Linked DNA regions of Homo sapiens: region 1 is linked to region 2. The links are chromatin loops, found by intact Hi-C in ENCODE. Cell type or tissue: psoas muscle. All regions are shown on one strand.

Region 1 (8,000 bases), 100 kb after region 2:
TCTTGAATTTCAGATATTCATTTAACTGCATGTGTTATGTTCATCTGTTGTTTGGGGCATATAATTCAGAATTGTTGAATTTTTGTTCTTTAATTTACTGTTTACTATGCTTATTTAATGATGATTTCATCTCTCAATGCTTCTTTCTCCCTTCCTTCCCTTCCCTTCTCCTTCCTTCCTTCCTTTTCTTTTTTTTTTTTCCAGACAGTGTCTCTTCCTGTTGCCCAGGCTGGAGTGCAGTGGCACAATCATAGCTCACTGCAGCCTCCAGCTCCTGGGCTCAAGCAAACCTCCTGCCTCAGCCTCCCAAGTAGCTGGGATTATATTATTACCCTGATCCATGTAATCCGCCTCCATGGACATGCTGAGAACCTTAGTTTCCTGGAAAGGATCATAGTATTAGACATAGTTTATTGAGTACTTATAATATGCCCAATACAGTATTAATAACCTTATATATTAATACATTGTCTCAATAATCTTTTTTTTTTAATACTGAGTCTCGCTCTGTCACCCAGGCTGGAGTGCAGTGGTGCGGTCTCGGCTCACTGCAACCTACGCCTCCTAGGTTCAAGCGATTCTCCTGCCTCAGCCTGTAGCTGGGACTACAGGTGCCCACCCCCACGCCCAGCTGACTTTGGTATTTTTAGTAGAGATGGGGTTTTGCCATGTTGGCCAGGCTGATCTTGAACTCCTGACCTCAGGTGATGTACCTGCCTCAGCCTCCCAAAGTGCTGGGATTACAGGAGTGAGCCACCATGCCCGGCCTCAAAAATCTTTAGGATGTAGATGTTACTGTTATTATTATTCGCATTTTATAGATGAGAAAAGTGAGGACCTTGCATAGGGTCTCATGTCAATTAGTAGCAATCAGGACTCAAACCCAGATAGTGTTAAACATTATGTTTTACTGACAGGCATTGATAATACAGCAGGAACCAAACACTCTTTGAAATGAATATATGCCCTCAACATTTGCATAAATACATGGAGCTCCATTTATAGTTCCTTGGGCTGCTGGCAGTTCATTCTATATAGACTTTGGAAGCCCTTTAAAGTAATGACTTTTTTTTTTTTTTTTTTGAGACAGGGTCTCACTCTGTTGTCCAGGCTGAAGTGCAGTGGTGCTACCATAGCTCACTGCAGCATCGACCTCCCTGGGTCAAGTGACCCTCCTGCCTCAGCCTGAGGGTTGCTCTGGCTGAACTTGAACTCCTGGGCTCATGTGCTCTTCTTGCCTTGGCCTTCCAAAGTGTTGGGATTACAGGTGTGAGCCACCATACCCACCCTAATAATGACTTTATAATTTGGCTTCATCCCACACATATTCCCACTGCTCCCTGAAATGCTCCCTTACTGTTTTGTTGGGAATCTTGTTCTGATCTTCAGAATATAAACACTCTTGGCTCTAGTGAATAATCATTACAGATGATATGACAACCTGGGTGGCTTTTAAGTCATATATGGATGAATTTTGAATCAGATGCTCTCTCAAGGGGATTCTTCTTCCAGAATCCACAGTCTCGACTCTGCCTTCATGCACTCGTAGCCCAGAATCCCTGCAGGGGCTGGTGTGCGTTTCCCATGCTTGCTGATCCTGCATATATACTTTGTAGAAACCACTTACATTACAATTGCTCCTTTAGCTTCTGTGAATTAAAGTAGTTTTCCATTTTGGTGCTTCCTCCTAGATTATGACATATGTTGAATTTAGGTCAGTTAAAGGGCTCATGGGAAGAGTTTTTGCTAGGACTCTAATTTGTTTACTCAAGATGGAATGGAAGACCTCTTGGCACATGTCCCATGAAGCTGACTGGCCAGCAGTAGCTGTATTGAGCAAAAAGTCCATTCAGGTTCTGGAGTGGAGACTGGATCCAGTTGCTTATCGGGAGCTCTGGGAAGGGATGGGGCCCAGTCTATTATTGTCACCAGAAAAGAAGCATACGAACTGCTTACTTTTGACAGTTGCTTAGGAATATTCAACGCAAGACCTTTATTAATATAAAGCTTCCCTGTGTTTCTTCCTCTCTGGTCACTGAATCTGTGGATGATGCAATGACAGGACGCCGACATTCTAAAACTTATTAACTCTGGGCGGATGCGTGCTCTAGAATGAGAGACAGAGTTAGTATGCTGCTAGATAGGCATGTGTTGATCACAGGTAGAAAGGGCTGCCAATGGAACAGCAAGCCAAGGCCGATGGTAATGAGTCAGGGGTTTCCGTTTCTCATCTCTTCCTCTGAAGGGCTCACCTCTCCAGGAGGGAGGGCTCACCTCTCGCCCAGGCAACTGTGCTGGCCTCCAGCTGGGTCCCCCGACTCCAGGCTGTCCCCCTTGGATCCGTCTTCTCTGTTCAGAGTCTCTTATCTCTGTGCTGATAGTAGACCTGGTCTACTCCCCATTTTGTGTTGCTTCCAAGCTCTTGAGGGAGGGCTCTTTCATGCAGAGGACTGGGTAGTTGCTCTGTGAAATGTGTGGAACAAATGAATAAATGAATGAGAAGAGAAGGGGATAATTTTGCTGGGCAACACCCTCCATCAGTGGTTCTTGGTCTGGGGCCACATCTGAGCTATCTGTGGATGTTTTCAATAATATCCAAGTCAGGACTCCACTGCAGACCAATTGCTTCAGGAACTAGAGTGAGGCGAGGACAGCTGTGTGTTTGAAACACTCCAGCTGATTCGAATGTGCATCTCTGTGTGGAACAGCTGCCCTAGATTGGTGGGTCTCAAACTTGATTGCACATTGGAATCATCTGGAAAGTGTTCAAACACTTTTTTTTTTTTTTTGCCCCACCCCAGTTTCTGATTCAGTAGGCCTGGGGCAGGGCCCAGGAATTTACATTTCTGACCAGTTTCCCTGCAATTACTCATGTTGTGGGTCTGGGGCCCACATTTTAAGAACAAACACCCAAGATTTTTCAACAGCTGTAATGCTTTGTGTTAACAGTACTCAGTCTTTAGCTGCATATTAAAATCATAATGGGAGCTTTCACAACATACTGTTGCCAGAGTCTCACTGTAGCTCATTATAACTGAAATATGTGGGAGGAGCCTTGGGCATCTTTTGTTTGTGAAGTTTCCCCAGGTGATTCTCAAGCACAGTGAGGTATAAGAAATGCTGCTCTAGATTTTTGCCACTGAAAGCATGGTCCTGCGACTGGCAGCACTGGCACTATCATTGTTTGGGAGCTTGTTAAAGACGTAGAATCTCAGGCCTTACCCTGGACCTACTGAATCTGCATTTTAACAAGACACGTGGGCAACAAAGTTTGAGAAGCACTGCTCTAGAGAGCTCTCTTCATCTCCTATGCTCAAAGAATGATTTGTTTCTTATCTCCAATATTACAGTGCAAATTCCCTCAGGATAGGCTTCTTGATTAATTTATCCTCAAGCCTACAGCACCTAACACAGTGCCTTTTTTCATACAGAGGTGCTCAATAAATATTTTTGAATGAATAGATTTTCCTGTGAGTGTTATCTCCAAGGTACTTACACACTTTTCTTCTTCCCACCATCTGCTCCTACTACCTTCCAGGTAACATATACCTCACATTGTCATATCACTTTAATCACCTCCTGGTAGACTTTGAATGTTTTCACTCTCTGAATCTTATGTTGGAATGTGATCCTCAGAATTGGAGGTAGGGCCTAGTCGGGGGTGTTTGGGTCATGAGGGAGGATCCCTCATGAATGGCCTGGTCCCTTCCTCATGGGAATGAGTGAGTTCTTGCTGTTAGTTTACAATTTAAAGGAGCCTGGCACCTCCTTCTCTCTCTCACTCCTCCTCTTGCTATGTGACATGCCTGCCCCCCCCTTGCCTTCTACCATGAGTAAAAGCTTCCTGAAGCCTCACTAGAAGCCAACTATAGCCACTGCCAGGCAGAAATGTGAGCCAAATAAACCTCTTTTCTTTACAAATTACTCAGCCTCAGGTATTCATTTATAGCAATGCAAAACAATCTAACACACCCCCAAACCTAACATCATTAAAAATATATCTCATGGGTAGTAATCATTTTAGACTTGCTTGGTATTTCAAGGAAAAACAATCTGGACTCCTTAGGCTCCATTTTTCTAGAACTCGTTGCTACCCAAAGGTTTGCTGTGTGGGCCCAAGGCTTTGGTTTCATCTGCTCTCACATAATGGAAGTTAACATTCTTCTCAGAATTTCCATCACCATGGTTACTGGCACTGAGTGGCTTCCCTTAGAATCTCAGAAACATTCCTGTAATTATTTTTTTCTGGTAATGTATAGAAATTAAAACAAAAATTAAAGATGCCCTATCACTGGGCACTGTTCATTTGCCTCACCACGGTAGAAATGTTTTACCTTTAGAGCCATTTTAATGCTCTTGAGAAATGGTCAAGTTGAACATCTTTGGGAATGAGTCAATCTCAGGAGGCTTCTAGAAGCCAAGTGTGGTCAGCAGAAGAATGCCCCTCCAAGTCCCAATTAGTCCTAATTATTCTACATCTTAATCATCCCCCGCTTCCCAACATGTGAATATTACCTTATCTGGCAAAAGGGTCTTTGCAGATGTGATTAAGGTTAAGGACCTTGAGATTGGGAGCTTATCCTAGATTATCCCAGTGGGCCCAATGTCATCAAAGGAGTTCTTAAAAGCTGAGAATCTTTTCTGGCTATGGCAAACCAGAGAGATGGCAGTGTCAGAAGAGCTTGACCTGCCAGGAATGGGGAAAAGGGACCAGGAGCTAAGAAATGAGCATAGTCTCTAGAAGCTAGAAAAGGCAAGGAGACAGATTCTGTCCTAGGGCTTCCACAGAGGCACCAGCCCTGCTGACACTTTGATTTTAGCCTAATGACACCTGCGTTGGACTTTTGATCTACAGAACTGTCAGACAACAAATTTGTGTTGTTTGAGCCACCAAGTTTGTGGTGATTTGTTATAGCAGAAATAGAAAACTAATGCAGAGAGCAAGGCACCTTTTTGTTTCTAGGTATGTTTGGAGGTAAAGACCAGGTTACAAGCATCCAGTGACAAGTCTGTTTTGTTACATTCTTTTGCATCACATAGATCGTCTCAGTTATCAGAAAATGATTTTGTATTTTGGCATAAACTCTGTTTCTAAAATTTCCATCCTTCCCCTCCCTTGATGTGAAGTAAACTTCAGAGGATCCGGTGTCGGGATGGAAGGGTAATGAATGTGGCAAGTTGTGTTTGAGTTTGAAGAGTATAGATGTGCCCCCAAATATCTACTCTCACCCAATGTTTGAAATTTCATTATTAGAGACCCATGGCTTGCATCTTCTTCAGTTTTCCTCTATTACAGGCACTTATACCTCCAGAGAGGTAACTGCTATAAGCCCTTGTAGGAGAATTTGGTTACTTTACCACTCCCTGTGGGATGGATATGAGATATTATATGGGAAAGGCAAAGGAAGGAGCAACCTTCCTGCCATCATGAATTTTTTTTTTTTTTTGAGACAGAGTCTTGCTCTGTCACCCAGGCTGGAGTGCAGTGGCGCAATCTTGGCTCACTGCAACCTCCGCCTTCCGGGTTCAATCGATTCTCCTGCTTCAGCCTGCCGAGTAGCCGGGACTACAGGTGCACGCTGCCATGCCAGGCTAACTTTTGTATTTTTAGTAGAGACGGGTTTTCACCATATTGGTCAGGCTGGTCTCAAACTCCTGACCTCAGGTGATCCACCCACCTCGGACTCCCAAAGTACTGGGATTACAGGCGTGAACCACCATGCCTGGCCACCATCATGATTTTGTCAAGAACTATTTATCTAAGATAGTCAAGGAAAGTTAAATGAGATGCTGAAGGAAAATTGTGTGTGTGTGTTTATTTAGTGCCTATTCAGTGCCAGGTGTTTTATTTAGGCTACTGCATCTAGCCTTTCAACAGTTCTGTAAAATGTCAGGTGAGGGGTTTTCTTTTACACTACTTACAAGCTAATAAATTAACCTATTAATGTTTAAAATGTATTTTCCAGCGAGTATTAGTCTCTTATTTCTGATGCTAGCCAAAGACCTGAGACTCCTAGGTCAGAGACAAAGAACTTTATTACTCACCATCACAGCAAAGAGCATCAGCATCAGCTCCCTTTGCTACTAAGATTCAAAGGGCAAGCTGACACAGATCCAGAGGTATACTATACGCACAGTGGGTTTGTGTCATAGCCAAGGAACATTGAGCTTGAAGAATCTACTACTTTTATAGCAAGTAGTAAGTAGTTGTGTTCTTTGTTCCAGGGTGGGAGACATTACTTTGTCCCTCAAGTTGCTCACTGCAAGCACAACCCTGACAAATAGCCTGGGTAAAGAGTACACAGGGCCTTGGATTCTTGGCATACCCTACGCGCTGCATATGGGTTTGAGAGATCCATGGAGAGAACTGTCTCTCCCAACACAAAATAGGTATTATTATTCCTATTTCACAAACAGGAAAGTTGAGGTAAAAGAAAGTTAAACATCTAATGTAAGGAAACAAGGGGTAGTGAGACCAGGATTCAAATCTGTATCTATATTCTGAAGCCCATGATCTTTTTACCATATGTTGCTGTCTACTGGGAGGGCTCTTGGAAAAATAATTATACCACATTGGTCTTTTATTATGATTCACAAGATAACAAATGCAAACTTAATATTAAAAAATGTCCAGAAGGTGCTGAGATTTCTGATGGGTATGCAAAGATATGTATGTATTCATCCACTCATTTACATATATTTCTAAAAACCATCTATGTATCTGCCCCTGTGGTAGGAATGGATGGAGAGAAAGGAGTAGAAAAATTAAGAATTTGTTCATTTGTGAAATGTCTCAGTGCCACTTAACACAACAGTGTTTTAAATTTCCAAATTCAAAACTTAAGAGTCTGTAGAACTTTGACATTCGGAAAGGTTGCCTTTTCTGAACTCCTAATTACTTTAAATTGAAAGTCACTTCAATCTCTTTTCTGCAGCTTCTCTGGACTTTTGGTTTCATTGAAGTATAATCTAGGCAGCTTCAGTGGGAATTTATCACTGTATTAAGGAAGAAGATACATTTTGATTCTGGAAAACTCAATCTCTTTTTTAAAAGTCCACATGTAAAAAGACATTTGGAATAAATTTTAATGTGATTCATTGGAAAAATTCTTTCAATTTGAACTCTCTGCTCATACAAAAGGATCAACTCATTAAGTTCTCCAGCGTCTCCAAGGAAGATGGTGATAATGGAGGGCTAAATTGTGGCACTTCCGTGTTTCTGATAAAAGCTGAGAATGAAAAAAAAAATGTGACCCCTTTGACATTACTTATTTAAATACATTACTTATCAAAAACAATTATGGTTGTGGGCTTTGGAGCAGGGAAATTCTCAGCTTCCAGAAAGCCTATGGAAAATATCATTGAAGTGTAACCCCTTTCACTCGCCCCATTCCTGTCTCTTCTATTGGTCTAATTTTGAGATTTTATATTCCTTATGGATGAACTCCTAGAGATCTTTGTCTGGAACCAGGTCTACTTTGAAGGTTGAAACAGTGATTAATATGCCTGTGTATTAGTCACATAAAAATGTCTGGAAGGATGTCTCTCCACTCACATGTCACTGTGGCTATCCTGGGGCCATGGACTCACAGGAGGTTCTTTTGCATTCTCACCGGAGGGTGGGTTACTTCAGGTGGAGCAAGAATTCTCTCCTTGTCCCTGGCTTTCCAATATGCAGTTCACTTCACCCTGGGTTGTTGCCTCCTTTCTTTCTTGCAAATAGCACATGTATAGTTCTTCCTTAGTGCAAGTGGGTGGGTGTTTGGTGGTGAAAGAGAAAGGGGAAGGTGGGCATGCAGAAACAATTGGGGCTGCCATGCTGGTCAGGCTGTTTTCCCCCAGGCCTCTTTGGGTGTTGGTAGGCATAGGGTTGTTGGTACCTTGGGCCAGCTGGACCTTTCTTTCTCTTCGTTCATTTCACAATTACTTACTGAGTGAGGGTATGTGCCAGATACTTCCAGGGGATATAGCAGTAAACAAAGCAAATTCCCTCTTTCATG
Region 2 (8,000 bases):
GTTGTTATGCAGTTACAGTAACTGGAACACTTAATATACAATTTCCAGGATTCTGGTGGTAATAGTATCTTTCCTCCCTAATCTAGGAAATGCTGGTAAGAGTGGCATTTTTGTAGGGATAACTTCTAATCTGCTTTAATTCATATTTGAAAAATAAGTGATTGAAAAGCCTTTATACTTGCATGTTAGCAACATCTGATGTGATACTTTTCACAAATGATGGACAATGCAATCTATCCACACCTATCCTTTTAAATTTATTTTTACTTAATGCTAATGCACAAAATCTTTTTTTTTTAAAATCTTTAAATGTAAGCACTTCCCTTTTTGCACAGCCAGTTCTCTGAGACACTGTCAGTCTTCAAAACTGTTCCTTTCTAGTGTCACTAGCTCATTTGCCCAAGCATGGAGCTTCAGCTACCAGCACCGTGATGGACGTGCAGGAGAAACACTCACATAACATCTTTTGGGATCAGGGTAGCCTGTCACTTTCCAGAGGAAGCCCAAGAAGCTCAGGAGGTAAAGGCACTCTCCTGAGCTTGCATTAACAAGCTTTTCCAGTTGTACCATTAACAATTCTCCACCCGCCCCTTGGGGATGCTGCAATAATAGGAGACACTATTTTGCAAAGGGCTTTGGGAAGAGTCTGGTAGCACCTTGTATTCATACTGTGCCCTTTATTTCTTTACTGTGGAATTCTCCACTGTCATCCCATTCCACTCAGTTGCTGAGAGACTTGCAAGATAGTATTGATTGTTTCTTCATAAAGACACCATTTCGTTCTATTTATCCAGAGCAGTTAGAGTCAAGGACAAAAGAGAGAGGGGAAGAACTTGTTTCACTAATCTTTCCATCATATGAATATTAAAACTTTTAAGAACCTGATATTCCAGGTGAGGAGTCAAAAGTATGGCTTGCAAATTTTGGGACTCTTTCAGGGGCTGGGAAAGAAAATTCCCTAAAATTTTAGCTTCAGAATCATTTAGGCCTTGAAATAACTCCTACAAAAGAGAATGTCAGTGTCATACATTGTAATGCACTGAACTGAATGGAGTGTAAATACATTCAATAGCACAAGGATTCCATTTTCCTTGATCATACGCTTGGGTTTAGAAATGAAGGAAAAAAGCCTTAAGAAAATATGTTTCGGGTTTTAAAACTGTATAATAGTAGTTAAAAAGAATTTCAAAACCCCAAACCATTCCAGACACCAGATGAGCTCAAACTCCTGCCATATTTAATCATTTCTACTACAAACTCCTAAGGCTGATTTATTATCTGCATCTTGCATAAGTTGATAATAAATCCTTTCTTATGCCAATGAGAATAAATATTTTGAGATGAAAAATGGTCAGTCTGATGATTTTCCCTGGATCTGAGTGAATCATAGAGACTGTACGGCTGGCTTCAGAAACTGACTGTTAAAATGATCCTAAAAAAGATTTAACTTGGAAGTGATCAATCCAGAGGCTGCATATAGATAAATCTTCACAGATTCTCAAGTGGCTAGACTTCAACATTCTATGGGATCCACAAAATACAACTTCACATCTTCTGTTGACAGAACACTGTAAACATTCTGGGCAATTCTGGGACATGAATTTGATCCTTTTAAAAATTTTTTGAGACTACTTTTGGCTAACTTAACCCATTAAAGTAAGAGTGTAAATTGGTGTGTGTGTGGCGTGTGTCTATGTGTGTATTTATGTATTCCTGCCTCACCTCAAAACATCAGTTAGCTTGTTCCTTTATCTTACATTTCCTGTGAACTGGAAGTTAGATCTGAGTCTTGATTAGATTCAAGTTAACCGTTTAAGGCTATAATATATAATAGGTGATGTTTCTGGTTTATATGGCATTATAGCTATTTATTTAGCTAACGATTCTGAAGGTTGTTCTTTAATTTGGGCTGGGATAAGCTGGGAAGAGCTTCTGGTCCAGGTTGAGTTTGGATGGTCTTGGATGCACTTGCTCATGTGTCTCTAGTCAGCTGATAGTTTGGCTGGGTTGACTGACCATGGGTTCGGCTGAGATGGCCAGTCTTTCTCCATGTGATCACTCACTCTTTCCCATGCTAGCTCATTCTCATGGCAGCTCAGGGTTCCATGCATGAGAACAGACGCATGCAAGGTTTTTTGAGGTATAGGCCCAAGAAAATCTCAAGGCCAGTCCAGATTCAAGAAGGGGAGAAAAACACTTTACTCCTTGATGGAAGGAGTTACAGTGTCACATTACTAGGGTGTAGGTACAAGGAGGGAAAGAATTGGCGGCCATTTCTTTCATCTACTACACCTGGGTTTGTAATTTTTGTCAGTGCATGATTTCTCACCTTGTGTAAGGACCACTGACAGGAAAATGTCTCAAGCTACTGTTGAAAATGTAAGTTTCCGGGCTGGATGCGCTGGCTCAGGCCTGTAATCCCAGAACTTTAGGAGGCCGAGGTGGGCAGATAACCTGAGGTTAGGAGTTCGAGACCAGCCTGGACAACATGGTGAAACCCTTCTCTACTAAAAATACAAGAAAATTACCCAAGCATGGTGGCGGGCACCTGTAGTCCCAGCTACTTGGGAGGCTGAGGAAGGAGAATGTTGTGAACCCAGGATGTGGAGCTTGCAATGAGCCGAGATCGCGTCACTGCACTCCAGCCTGTGCAACAGAGTGAGACTGTGTCTCAAAAAAACAAACAAACAAAAAAACCAACCAAACAAACAAAAACAAAAAACAAAAACAAAAAAAAAATAAAATGTAAGCTTCTGAAAAACCAGGTGCAAAGAATGTGTCAGAGTAACAGAGAAGCCCTGGAAATGAGGGTTTTGCGTTCAGCTGGGACGTCAAGTTACAGCTGATGAGCTTTTTCCAAAAATTGTCGGGCAGGTTTTAAGGATTAGAGAAAATGTTTGTTGAATAGCTAGAACAGTTCTTAGCACATAATGGGCGCTAGAGATGATGACTATTAAATATTTAGAATTATTTAATCAGTATTCTTCAAATGTATTTTGAATACCTACAGTGAAATATATCTTTTTTGTTGTTGTTGTTTTGTTTTGTTTTAAAGACTGAGTCTCTCTCTGTAGCCCAGGCTGGGGTTCTATGGTGCAATCTTGGCTCACTGCAACCTCTGCCTCCCAGGTTCAAGCGATTCTCCTGCTTCAGCCTCCTGAGTAGCTGGGATTACAGGCGCCTGCAAGAACGCCCGGCTAATTTTTGTATTTTTAGTAGAGATGGGATTTCACCATATTGGCCAGGCTGGTTTCAAACTCCTGACCTCAAGTGATCTGCCCGCCTTGGCCTCCCAAAGTACTGAGATTACAGGTGTCAGCCACCACACTCGGCCAATATATAGGTTTTTTAAAAAAACGTGTATGTTTTTTTCCCCCTCAAGGAGCCCTACGGTTTTTTAGGGAGAAAGAGAAGTAGACAACTGAAATACAGTTTGATAAATGTTTTCACATGATATTAATAAACTGCTATCTACAAGTTTTTATTGAGCACCTATTCTATGGAGGACATTTTGCTGAGTTTTTAGTAGATGGTGCTAAAGTATGCAGGTTTTTTTTTTTTTTTTTGAGATGGAGTCTCGCTCTGTCACCCAGGCTGGAGTGCAGTGGCCTGATCTCCACTCACTGCAAAATCTGCCTCCCGGGTTCACGCCATTCTCCTGCCTCAGCCTCCCGAGTAGCTGGGACTACAGGCGCCCGCCACCACGCCCGGCTAATATTTTTGTATTTTTAGTAGAGACGGGGTTTCACCGTGTTAGCCAGGATGGTCTCGATCTCCTGACCTCATGATCCGCCCGCCTCGGCCTCCCAAAGTGCTGGGATTATAGGCGTGAGCCACCGCGCCCAGCCTAAAATAAGCAGTTTTAAAAATACTTTGGGTTCTTATAAATAATGTACAATGACTTCAGCAGCATTGTTGGGGAAGGAACAATATCCAGAATGTTACACCAGTCAGTCATTTCTGAAGAATCTGTTGATGATAAAATGGCCCATTATTTTTTCTGCTGCTAAACCAAAGGCACTATGACCTGCTAATTCTCATTTACTCAGCAGGCGGCGCTCCAGCACCAGGGATTGCATTGAAAGTGACAATTTAGTGAAACAAGGAGGTTTTTGGTTAATGTTTGTTTTTCAGGCTAAAAAGGAAAGCCGTTAGGAAAAATAAACAGTTTATCAGGCATTGCGACAAAGACACTTGAGGGGAAAGACAAGCTGTCACTTCAAGGACAGGAAGAAAAATCCCTGCATCTGTAGAATCATCAGATGCATGACTGTCTTGTTAAAAAAATGATGAAATGAGGAAGGAAGGAAAAGCATCTGAGATAAAAGAGAAGATTAAAAAAATGGAAAACAATTGAAATCATCTGCAAGCAAGGATGGAGGAGTACCGCCCTGGGAGAGGGATGTGGAGGAGTGTTGCAGCAATTGGAAAAAATGAAAACAACTGGAATATAATTGGGACTCATTCTAAGTATTCAGATGTACCATTTTCTTTAGATGCCAAATCTGCATAATTGGTTTCAGCTGCCCAACCCACACCCAGTTCTTGTTTTGTAACTTTCAATAGTTTGAGGTCTTCAGCACGTAAACGTTTGCACCTAATGACAAGTGCCTGGTTTCTAAATCAAAATTGCCTTATAGTTTCCAAAAATTTCAGGTCAGGAATACAGGACAGCTGAATTAGTAATTAAACTTTAGTTAAAGGGATTGGAATAGAAACAGCTAAATTAAAAGAAAAAAGTATTTATTGTGAAAATGGTTGGATTTTTGAAGGGTCACTTGTGCTAACCTGCTATTGGGATTAGGGATAATGCTTCCAATTTAGGCTTCACTCTCTCTACTTGGCCATTAAAATAGTTTTCTCAAGAAGAACTTCTCTACATTTATCTTTCTGTATCACATAAATAGCTTAGCTAGTCTTTTTTCTGTAACGTTTTTAATGTAACACCATTTTACTTGGTTTACTCTTTCCTGGAGAGAGATTTAATCAGAATAAGTTAATCTGAAGGCACTCTATAAAACAAAAGAGAATGAGCAATTGTTAGATTGATTGTTTAGACCTAGCCACAGTCTATGTAATATATGAATTAAATTGATGCAATGAAAGAACTATCATACAAGTGGTTCGGAAACATTGGTGTGTATCAATGGTGCCAAACTTTCTTAAAACATAGATTGCTGGGTCCCACTCTCAGAATTTCTGGTTTAGTGGGTCTGGGGTGAGGTAATAAAATGTACATTTTTAACAAATTCTGGGTGATGCTAATGCTCTTGGTCCAGGGATCTGATTTTGAGAACCACTGACATACTTTTGCAGAAAAAGTTTTCTATTTGATTTGGTTATGGTTATGGCTTTGGTTTTCATCCTCCTGCAGTTATATATGGTCAGAATCAGATATTTAATGAATGGAGGAGGAGGAAGAGGAGGACCAAGTGGGCAGATATTTGTTGAACACCTGGTATATACTTGCTTCTATGGCTCTTTACATTCTTAATCTTCTCACTTAATCTTCCCCATGACTGTACAAAGTATGATTTGTTCTCCCACTCAACAGATGTAGAAACTGAGTCTTGAAGAGGTTGGGAACTTTTGAAAGGCAAACAGCTAGCTAATGGCTAAGCTGAAAATTAAACCCAAGTATGTTGACTGCAAAGGTGGCACTACACAAGAGGACTTCAAAATGTTCACCACAGTTTGATTCATTGAATTTCACAGATTTCAGTTCAAATTGACTTTACTTGACTGACACAAGCAAGTTCCTTAATTTGTTGTCCAGTTTCCATTTCTAAAGAGATATGTACCTGTCTTTCAGAACTGGTCTAAGGATTAAGTAATGAATTTGAGGGTGCTTGGGTATAGTTGCTGGTGCATAGTGAGTGCTCGTTAAAGCTCAGCTCCCTTTCCTTTCTTTAGAAATGCAAGTATTTAATTCAAGTTCATCTTAGAAATAAATGAGAAAACTATGATTAGGACAGAAACACTCAAATTCTGGCTTGTCCCAGGGACTTTGAACCACCTTAGTGGGAGGAAGGCAGCCATTCTGTTTGTCAGTTAACGGGACCTACATTAGTCTTCCAAGTTTCTCCAGAAGAGCCTACTTCTACCTTTGTCCCATGTCACCCAGCCCATCTGATGGTAGTGGGTGCCTGTCCTGTGCAACCTGTTCTCACCAGTGCAACCAAAAGAAACTGGACATACTCCAGAAGGCTTGTGTATTTCAATACTCTCTTGGCTTGGAATTCTATTGCCTTCCCACACACCTTCACTTGGTAATTCCATTATCTCTGTTATTTCTGATTCTGTTTCTATTGACTAACTTTTCTCCTGGTTTGAATCAGATTTTCCTACTTCTTTGCATGTCTAGTAATTTTTAAATTAGATGTCGACATTATGAATGATATTTCGTTGAGGGTTTGGATTTTGTTGTCTAAGTAGTGTTGAAGTTTGTTTCGGTGGGCAGTAAACTTACTTGCAGATCAGCTTGATTTTTCTCTAGGCTTGATTTTCAGCTTGTTAGGTCTGGTCCAGAGTAGCTTTTACTCTACCACTAAGGCGTGACACTCTGGGGTCACTCTGAATGCCCTTGTATTCAGTGAGTCCTCTCTACTTTGGCCGAGAGGAGATCAAAACATCTCTCAACCCTAAATGGGCTCTGAGAATGTTCATCTCAGAGCTACCTGAAAGTTGTCAAGTTGTCTTTTTTTTTTTTTTTTTTTTTTTTGGCTTCATGGAGCTTTGCCCTAACTGTGTATGGCTTAGTATTCAGTCAAACACTTGAGGAGAACCTTGCGCAGATTTCTGTAAAGTTTTCTCTGTATAGCTCCCTCCTCTCTGGTACGCTGGCCAATAAATTCCAGCTACCTTAGCCTCCCTGTGTTAGTCAGGGCTCACCAGAGAAACCAAACCAATAGGATATACAGAGATATATAAAAGTATATTTATTATGGGAATTGGGTCACACAGTTTTGGAGGCCAAGAAGTCCCGTGATATGCTGCCTGAAAGCTGGAGAACCAGGAAAGCCAGCAGCATAGTTCAGTCTGAATCCAAAGGCCTGAGAATCAGAGAAGGCAACTGGGTAACTCCCAGCCCAAGTCTGGGAGTGAGGCGGGCATTGGTATCAGTCCCAGAGTCTGAAGGCTCAAGAACCGGGAGCTCTAACGTCCAAGGGCAGGAGAAGGAGAATGTTCCAGTGAGAGAGAGAGGAGAGACACACACACACACACACACACAGAGAGGAGAGAGAGAGAGAAAGACACACACACACACACACACACACACAGAGAGAGAGAGAGAGAGAGAGAATTGCCGTTCTTTCTTTCATCTTTTTGTTCTATCAGGGTTCTCAATGGATTGGATGATGCCCACCTCAGTGGCTCTTCTTTACTCAGTCTACTGATTCTAATGCTTGTCTCTTCTGGAATCATCCTCACAGGAACAGCCAGCAATGTTTTTACCAGATCCCTGGGTATCCCTTAATTCAGTAAAGTTGACACATAAACACTTAACCATCAAACTCCCCAAATGCCTATCTTTGTCTACTCAACTCAGTGAGTCTTCCAGGTTCTATCTGGGTTCCTTTCCCTCTGCCAAGGTCCATGAATGGCCTCCAAGCAGAAACCTAGGGCAATTGTAGAGAGGGTTCCCCTTGTTTGTCTCTCTTCTCTCAGGTATCACAGTCCCGCTCTGCCTGGGGCCAACTATGTCATATATTTTGCCCAGTTTTCTAGATGTTTATAGTGGGAGGGTATGTCCTGTACCAGTTACTACTCCATGAGTGAATGTAGCAATCTGTATACCTTCATTTGGTTAATTCCTACTTGCCTGACTTTTAAGGTGCAATTCAGCCACCATCTCCCTTGGGACACTTTCTGGGTTTCCACCAGTTTGACTTAAGGGCTCCTTCATCTGCTGAGTTATGCTTCCTCCTTTTCCCCCTGACTCCACAGAACCGTAAGCTTCTTGAGGATATAGATTGTAGTTTCTCAGCATCTTCAGCCTC

Evidence for each region. A loop is a pair of places that touch in the nucleus more often than their neighbours do. Peaks named below come from ENCODE experiments on the same cell type or tissue, not always from the same donor. Only the 100,000 strongest peaks of a DNase experiment are listed, where the experiment ranks them.
Region 1: it touches region 2 in a loop (2.3-fold over the local background); 2 of 110 quality-filtered maps call a loop at or near these places.

Annotation. Positions count from the first base shown.
Region 1 is chr3:24,099,084-24,107,083 of GRCh38, forward strand. LINC00691 (long intergenic non-protein coding RNA 691) reads right to left here and starts at 4,164. Exons shown (of 2, transcript NR_026834.1): 1 at 3,497-4,164; 2 at 891-2,463. In psoas muscle, no CTCF peak of the experiment used is centred here; no DNase peak of the experiment used is centred here.
Region 2 is chr3:23,995,072-24,003,071 of GRCh38, forward strand. No RefSeq gene overlaps it. Among named protein-coding and RNA genes, the nearest start is that of NR1D2, 54 kb to the left of the region's middle. In psoas muscle, a CTCF peak has its summit at 4,070; a DNase peak (open chromatin) is centred at 4,060.